Linked DNA regions of Homo sapiens: all the other regions are linked to region 1. Evidence: chromatin contacts called from ENCODE Hi-C or POLR2A ChIA-PET data. All regions are on one chromosome and are shown on one strand. Each heading gives the region's core, a stretch centred on a gene start or an enhancer-like site at or near the end of the contact. The rest is flanking DNA. Distances are from core to core; before and after follow the strand shown.

Region 1 (2,734 bases), core at 88-2,587:
GGGAGGATCACTTAAGTCTGGGAGGCAGAGGTTGCAGTGAGCCAAGATCACACCACTGCATTCAAGCCAGGGTAATGGAGCGAGGCTCTGTCTCACAGTAAGTACACAAAATGAAAGGAAATTCTGATACAGGCTATGACATGGATGAACCTGGAGGACATTATGCTCCATGAAATAAGCCAGACACAAAAGGGTAGATATTGTATGATTCCACTAGGAAGGGTAGATATTGTACAATTCCTCGTAAGGTTCCTAGAGGAGTCAAATTTGAGACAGAAAGTAGAACCCTGGTGGGTGCCAGGGTCTGAGAAGGGGATGGGGAGTGAGTGTTTCATGGGGACAGAGCTTCAGTTTGGAAAGATGAGAAAGTTCTGGAGATGGATGATGGTGCTGATGGTTGCACAGCAGTGTGAATGTGCTTAAGGCCACTGAACTGTGCAGTTACAGATAGTGAAGATGGGCCGGACACAGTGGCTCACGTCTGCAGTCCCAGTACTTTGGGAGGCTGAGGCAGGCAGATTACCTGAGGTCAGGAGTTTGAGACCAGCCTGGCCAACGTGGTGACCCCCCGTCTCTACCAAAAATACAAAAATTAGCCGAGTGCGGTGGCAAGCGCCTGTAATCCCAGCTACTCAGGAGGCTGAGGCAGGAGAATAGCTTGAACCCGGGAGGTGGAGGTTGCGGTGAGCCCAGGGCCTGGCAGCAGCAGATGCTCCATAAAACATCTGAATGCCTTCAGGAAGAAGGGATGGGCTATTGTCACAACCATTTGACAAGGAAGGAAGCTGAGGCACAGAGAATTTAAGAAACTCACCTCAAGTCTCACAGCGGACATGGGGATGGGTGCTAGGATTCAAACCCGGAGCTTTGACTCCTGAGCCCCAGTTCAAACCCTGAGACCCCCAGCTCCTGCTCACGGAGAGCTCAGAAGGGGCCAACCCCTCCAGACTCCTATATTTACCACTAAACCCCTGGGGGGTGGGGGATGGTTGCTGTCATAAAGCCGATTTCTCAGATGGTGAAACTAAGGCTCAGAGGGGGCCGTCCCAGGGGGCATAGGGCAGGAGATGGGAGAGTCCAGGAGAGAAGGGGTTTTGAGGTGGGCCTGGTCGCCCCCTCCCAGCACCCGGGCCCCTTCCCCCGTGGGCCCGCGACCACGCTCCGACCCTCACCTCGCAGCTGCTTCTCGGCACCGTCTTGCGTTTCCAGCAGCCGCTCCACCACCTGCTCGTGGCGCCCCAGCAGCCGTCGCTGCTGCGCCTCCGCGCGGTTGGCGCCCAGCAGGCTGAGCAGCCCCTGGCTCACCTCCTCTATGTCGCGGAAGGCGGCCATGACTACGCCAGGCTCCAACCCGCGCAAATTTGACTGTCCGCGGGGCCCGCCCTCTTCCAGAAGAGGTTGCTTTCCATTGGATTTTTTGATACGTCAGTCATAAGCAATGGCCAATAGGCATGGGGAACAGGATCTTAGACTGGGCTAAGCCGCCTTTGGTCTGGCCTGGTGCGCCTGCGACCACTCCTCCGTCAGTCATCGGTGATGACCAATCGGCGCAGGAAGGGGGAGGCTCCGTTATCCTTCCCGATGCGCCTGCGCGGGAGAGAAAGCGGCTGTTTATTTCTCCATAGGTCGAGCGCTTGCTCTGTGCAGGGTGGGGTTCTAACGGCAAAGCAGCGAGCAGCTTCTCCTGGAACTTACATCCTACAGTGTGTGCGTGGGATACACAATAAGCATAGAGAATAAGTAGATTCTATGAGAGGCTGCATAGCAAAATGGCGTCTGCAGCCAGATTTACTGGGTTCGAATCCCAGCGTTGCCACTTACTAGCTGTGTTACCCTGGACAGACTTCACCTCTCTGTGCGGTACTTTCCTCCTTAGTAAAATGAGGGTCATACTAGTGCCTGTGTCAGCGTTGGCGTGAGAATTCTTCTTATTACTTTTTTTTTAGAGACAAGGTATTGCTCTGTCACCCAGGCTGAAGTGCAGTGCCACAATCATAGCTCATTGCAACTTCGACCTCCTGGCCTCCAGCAATCCTCCTGCCTCCGCCTCCCAAAGTGCTGGGATTACAGGCGTGAGCCACCGAGCCCAGCCTGGCGTGATAGTGTCTCCTATTCAGTAGGTGCTATATAGTTGTTTAATGAAACATACATAGAATCCTAGCATGTAGCTGGGTGCAGTGGCTCACGCCTGTAAGTCTGAGCTCTTTGGAAGGCTAAGACAGGAGGATCGCTTGAGCCCTGGAGTTTGAGACTAGCCTGTCTCAAAACAAAACAAAACAAAGAAAAGATCAGTGCTGACTCTAAGGTGCTGGTTCCATGCTAGACACTGGTATTTCTGCAAGAAACAAGATGTTAAGATGGCATCTTTTTTTCTTTCTCTCTCTTTTTTTTTAAGACAGAGTCTCACTCTGTTGCCCAGGCTGGAGTGCAAGGCATTCCAGCCTGCTTCCTGGGTTCAAGGCATTCTCCTGCATCAGCCTCCCGAGTAGCTGGGATTACAGGTGCCCGCCACCGCACCCAGCTGATTTTTTGTATTTTTAGTAGAAACGGGGTTTCATTATGTTGGCCAGGTTGGTCTTGAACTCCTGACCTCGTGATCTGCCTGCCTCAGGCTCCCAAAGTGCTGGGATTATAGGCGTGAGCCACCGCGCCTGGCGTGGCAACATTTTTATGTGTGCTACCACCTAAAGAACATCTCATTGCTTTCCTATGATTTTTTTTTCTTTTCTTTTCT
Region 2 (2,734 bases), core at 149-2,648, 210 kb before region 1:
GTAATCCCAGCGTTTTGGGAGGCCAAGGCGAGCAGATAACCCGAGGTCAGGAGTTTGAGACCAGCCTGGCCAACATGGTGAAACCCCATCTCTACTAAAAATACAAAAATTAGCCGGGCGCGGTCGTGGGCACCTGTAATCCCAGCTACTAAGGAGGCTGAGGCAGGAGAATCGCTGTGCACCACTGCACTCCAGCCTGGGCAACAGAGGGACAGAAAGAGACAGAGAGACAGAGAGAGACAGAGGGAGGCAGGGAGGGAGAGAGGGAGGAGTGGGGCAGGGAGGGAGGGAAAGGAAAGGAAAGGAAGGAAAGAAAAGAAAAAGAGAAAAAGAACGAAACATAGAATCACGGACACAGTTCATAATCTGTGTCTTTCTCCAAAAATTATTTTGAGGGCTTCAGTATTTAAAGGGGAAAAGTGGGCTGGAGGGCAAATGGGAGAGTAATGTGTCCATGTGTAATAAAATCCATATATGTAATGTATCCCAAATGTATCCATATGTAATTCACATATTCCTACAGAAAAGGAGCAGGTAGGGGGATAGTCAATTATGTATTCGTCTGGCGCCCAGTAAATGGTCACTTTCCATAAGATAAAGTGAACACAGGGTAGGTACCTATGGAGCTTTTTTTTTTTTTTTTGAGATGGAGTCTCGCTCTGGCGCCCAAGCTGGAGGGCAGTGGCAGGATCTCGGCTCACTGCAAGCTCCGCCTCCCGGGTTCAGGCCATTCTCCTGCTTCAGCCTCCCCAGTAGCTGAGACTACAGGCGCCTGCAAACACGCCCAGCTAATTTTTTTTTTTTGTATTTTTTTTTTGTATTTTTAGTAGAGACGGGGTTTCACTGCGTTAGCCAGGACGGTCTCCATCTCCTGACCTCGTGATCTGCCCGTCTCGGCCTCCCAAAGTGCTGAGATTACAGGCGTGAGCCACCGCACCCGGCAGATTTTTTTTTTTTTTTTCTTTGAGATGGAGTCTAGCTCTGTCACCAGGCTGAAGTGCAGTGGCGCAATCTCGGCTCACTGCAACCTCCGCCTCCTGGGTTCAAGCGATTCTCCTGCCTCAGCCTTCTGAGTAGCTGGGACTACAGGCATGTGCCACCAGGCCCAGCTAATTTTTTTTTTTTTTTCATGGAGATGGGGTCTCAGGCTTTTGTCTCGAACCCCTGGGCCAAGTGATCCTCCAACCTCAGCCTCCTGAGCAGCTAGTTCTTTTCTAGTGTAATATATTATCTTACGGAATATATTCCATTGTCTGCATGGACCCCAGTTGGTTTATTCACCCATCTACTTAGTGACATCTTGGTTATTTCAAAGCTGACATGGTAGGTATTACTGGTCGCCTTACAGGGGAACAGCAGGACATCTGTAGTGTGTGGTGAACACTAGAGGGAGCAAGAACCCCCTTTCTCTATCAGGTGGGTGTTACCCATTTCCCAGCTGCACTAATCTGTCGTTCCTTGTAGAGGCCTGATCTGGTGTTTGCCCTGAATGAGAGATGATCTGGAAACCATTTGTGGGAAAATTAAGTTAGACATCCTTCCATTGAAATAAAATGCAGGGGCCGGGCACAGTGGCTCACGCCTGTAATCCCAGCACTTTGGGAGGCCAAGTCGGGCTGATCACCTGAGGTCAGGAGTTCGAGACCAGCCAGGCCAACATGACTAATTTTTTTGTATTTTCAGTAGAGACGGGGTTTCACCGTGTTAGCCAGGATGGTCTTAATCTCCTGACCTTGTGATCCGCCCGCCTCGGCCTCTCAAAGTGCTGGGATTACAGGCGTGAGCCACCGTGCCCAGCCTTGCAGCAAATAATTACATGAAAAAATAATTAATTTAAATTCTGGCAAGTTCTTTGAATCAAAACCAGGGAGAGGTGCTCTGCTCTAATAACCCAGCTCTTGTGGATGTTATTCATGCTAAAACTTGTAGGATTTTCCATTGCTTGAGTTCTGCTGTAGTGTTATTGCTTATCAGTGTAGGATCTGTGCTCTGTGGATTGGTTTAAACTTTACTCGTGGGACAGCTGGCTTTGAAAAGTTTTCATCATCCCCTGCAGGGACTGCACTGGTCTTTGTTGAGGCACATCTAATGTTGATAGCTCTGTTTCCTCCCAGCTGGGGCTCCAATCTGTGACCTTGCTTAGGTAGTGATGCTCTGAAAAGTCTCCCTATTTCTTCTGAGAACAGTTAGATATTGGGTGTAGGCTTTTGAAATAATATGATAGGCCTCACTCTGTAGGGGTTTTTACAAAAGCCACTATAGGCTGGACGTGGTGGCTCACACTGTAATCCCAGCACATTGGGAGGCTGAGATGGGAGGATTGCTTGAGACGAGGAGTTTGAGACCAGGAGTTTAAGACCAGCCTGGTCAACATAGTGACACCTCCATCTCTTTAAAATTGTTGTTTAATTATATAAAAGCCACTGTAGAGTTTGAATGCTTTCAAAATATCAAGAGGATGACCACAATGAAGTAAACTGTCACGGTGGGGCACAGTGCCTCATGCCTGTAATCCCAGCACTTTGGGAGGCTAATGTGGATGGATCCCTTGAGCTATGAGTTTGAGACTGACCTGGGCAACATAGGGAGACCCCATCTCTACTAAAAATATGAAAAATTTAGTAAAAACCCTGTCTCTACTAAAAATACAAAAATTAGCCAGATGTGCTGGCATGTGCCTGTAGTCCCAGATACTGGGGAGGCTGAGGTGAGAGAATCACTTGAACCTGGGAGG
Region 3 (2,734 bases), core at 235-2,734, 200 kb after region 1:
CCTATTTGGGAGTCACATCTGATGGGTGTTATTCTATGGTCACATTAAGTAGTGTTCTGGGGTCACATTAAGGAGTCACTGGAGGTTTCATCCAGGAGTCATTCATGGTCACATTCAGAGTCACTTGGATCTTATATGAGTCCATGGGGACTCCACACAGTGGCTCATGCCTGTAATCCTAATATTTTGGGAGGCTGAGGTGGGAGGATTACTTGAGTCTAGGAGTTTGAGACCAGCCTGGGCAACACAGTGAGACCCCATCTCTCCAAAAAATTTAAAAACTAGCTGGGTGATGGTGCACCTGTGGCTGAGCACACCTGTAGTCTCAGCTACTCAGGAGGCTGAGACAGGAGGATCGCTTGAGCCTGCGAGGTTGAGGCTGCAGTGAGCCATAATCGTGCCACTGCACTCCAGTCTGGGCAACAGAGCGAGACCCCATCTCTAAAAAAAAAAGTGTCAATTGGGTAAAATGCAAGGGTCATTGAAGTCATAATTTGGTGTCACACTGGATCACATTCAAGGGAATTGGGGGTCATGGTTTAAGTATCAATGAGGTATACTATGAAGGGACACAGGGCCTATATTTGGGGGTTACTTGAGGGTCACATTCAGGGAACCTGTCCCTCCTGCAGGCCACAAGGGGCACCAGTGCCTGAGCCCTCCACTCCCCTCCTGGGACTCTGACTCCGACTGTGACCAGGACCTCTCCCAGCCACCTTTCAGCAAGAGCGGCCGCTCCTTCCCACCCGGTGCAGATCCTCCCCAGTCCCCCCCTCCACCCATTTCCCTCCTGACCTGCCCTTGACTCCCACAGTCTAGACCCTCAGAACAGGCCCAGATCCTGATCTGGGCATGCGGTCCCTGACCTGCAGCCCCGGAGTCCCCTGGACCTGGCCAGGCCCTGACCCACCCTCTCTCTCCACAGCTTGAGCAGCCGGGACTGCTCTCCCTGAAGACCCCTCCAGAGAGAAAATAAACTAGCCCAGACCCTCCTCTAGCCCCGACTGTTAGTCTTGCTGCTTCCTGTGCCTAGGAATCCCCCTGCCCTCCTAGTTTACCCCTCATTGTTGGGGGGGAGGGGTGTAGAGACCCCAGGGGTCATTCGGGATGTGTGGGCTTGGAATCAGGGGACATCTGAAGCCAGATTTAATATATGACAAGGCAAGGAGTCATTCTGTCCAGACACGAGCAGCCAGACAGACTTCCACACTGGCCACAGAGCCTTCCTTTCTGGGGGGCCCTGGCGAATGGGGAAACTGAGGCCCAGAGAGGGAGAGGCGCGGCCCAGGGACATACTCTGAAGCCCCTCCCTCCTATTACCCTCGGAGCCCCGCCCACCCCAGGGTCCTCCCTCTCTACTTCCATTCTTGGTTCCTTCCTACAATCGATGCTAACACGCCCCGCCTCCAAGATCACGGAGGCCCCGCCCCACGGGGCTATGCAAATGAGACGCCCGGAGGCCCCGCCCCTCCCTCCACCTCGGAGTCTGCGCGGCGCGGCCAGGCCCGGCCGACCGCGTCTCGGTCTTCGCGTCTGCCAGCCTGGCTGGCAGTCCGTCTGTCCATCCCGCCGCGCCGGGGCAGTCTAGGCGGAGCGGGGGCTCAGGCGGCGGCGGCCTCGACGCGGTGAGAGGAGGGGGTGGGGGCGCCCCTCATCCCCTCCCGTGGGCTTCCCACCCCCGGTGTCGGTCTCCGGTTCCTGAGGGTTGGGTCCCTCTGGGTCCAGCGCGGGGAGGGGCGGGGGAGGGGAGGCGGCGAGCTGGGGGAGGGGACCGGGCTGGGGGAGGGGACCCCGGGCCGAGGAGCCAGCACCGGTGGTGAGGGCGGCTGTGGGTAACTGTGATTGTGTGGTTGTCATTGTGTGTCTGTGTGTGGTTGTGTAACTGTCATCGTGTGGCTGCATGACTGGGATTGTGTGGTTTCGGGAGGTCCGCGGGTGTGTGTGTGTGTGTGTCACTGTCATTGTGCGGCTGTCGTTGTGGGTGTCACTCTGATGGTTTGTGTGTGTGTGTCTGGCTATGCTGTGACTGCCATTGGCCCCCCGTGTGGCTGCTGTCTCTGTGTGTGACTGTCTTGGTGTTCGTGTGGTTGTGTGCATAGGACTGTCATTGTGTGGCTCCTGTTGTGTGTTCATTCTGATGGTGTGTATGTGTGTGTGGCTGTGGTCGTGCGCTGTGCACCTTTCTTGTGTGGCATTGTGAGTCTGTGTCATGGTCCATGGATGTGGCCATGTGGTTGTAGATGGCACCTTGTCTCTCCCCTGTGACTGTTGGTGTGAATAAGAGACTGTTAGTGTGTGTGTGGCTGTCGCTGAGTGCCTTGTAATTGGGGGTGTGACGCTGTGATGAGTTCTGTGACCCCCATTGTGTGCGGTGACTCTTTTCTGTGACTCTTAAGTGTGTTGCAGGCCTGACTGTGTGTCCCTGACTGTAGCGGTGTGGGGGCTTGTGTGGGACTGTGATGTGTGTAGGGTCTCCTGACATGTCTCTCTCTGTTTGGCCTGGGGTGGGGGTGGGGACTTGTTTGATCTGTTTGGTGTCTCTGACAGGCTATGAGCCCACTGTGTGTGAGTATGCAGTGACATGTGTTGTGTGTGTTGGACACCTGTCTGAACAAGGGGGCCCCTCTTGTTTACTGCAAAGTGGCGCCCAGCACAGCGCCTGGAAGTCGGCAGGTGCTCGGTCTTCACTGTGGGATGGGTGAACGCTATGCCATGGTTGTGTGTGTGTGTGTGT

The links. A loop is a pair of places that touch in the nucleus more often than their neighbours do. ChIA-PET counts read pairs that join two places held with the same protein, here RNA polymerase II (POLR2A). Pooled maps may share reads with other maps.
Region 2: a loop to region 1 is called in a pooled map, with 3 times the contacts of the local background. The contact joins the enhancer-like site here to the promoter of SPC24 in region 1. A Hi-C loop is called at or near these places in 5 of 50 pooled maps. POLR2A ChIA-PET finds 5 or more read pairs at or near these places in 10 of 52 experiments (CD4-positive, alpha-beta T cell, H1, HEK293 and 7 more).
Region 3: a pooled map shows a loop between it and region 1 (6-fold over the local background). The contact joins the promoter of PLPPR2 here to the promoter of SPC24 in region 1. A Hi-C loop is called at or near these places in 1 of 168 maps with a recorded cell type or tissue (naive thymus-derived CD4-positive, alpha-beta T cell) and 12 of 50 pooled maps. POLR2A ChIA-PET finds 5 or more read pairs at or near these places in 3 of 52 experiments (IMR-90, activated CD4-positive, alpha-beta T cell and activated CD4-positive, alpha-beta memory T cell).

The regions. Positions count from the first base shown.
Region 1 is chr19:11,154,445-11,157,178 of GRCh38, forward strand. SPC24 (SPC24 component of NDC80 kinetochore complex) reads right to left here and starts at 1,338. Exons shown (of 5, transcript NM_182513.4): 1 at 1,173-1,338. The coding sequence starts at 1,332. RefSeq lists a silencer at 1,295-1,454.
Region 2 is chr19:10,940,818-10,943,551 of GRCh38, forward strand. No RefSeq gene overlaps it. Among named protein-coding and RNA genes, the nearest start is that of TIMM29, 13 kb to the left of the region's middle. Within about 2 kb of position 1,399, at least 4 of the 41 ENCODE cell types and tissues checked have a DNase peak (open chromatin) inside an H3K27ac peak, as active enhancers do; they include OCI-LY7, where a contact is called at or near this core.
Region 3 is chr19:11,353,948-11,356,681 of GRCh38, forward strand. It overlaps PLPPR2 (phospholipid phosphatase related 2), which reads left to right and starts at 1,485. Exons shown (of 10, transcript NM_001393892.1): 1 at 1,485-1,625. It overlaps CCDC159 (coiled-coil domain containing 159), which reads left to right. Exons shown (of 11, transcript NM_001080503.3): 10 at 633-749; 11 at 926-997. The coding sequence ends at 930. RefSeq lists a silencer at 1,305-1,754 and an enhancer at 2,397-2,734.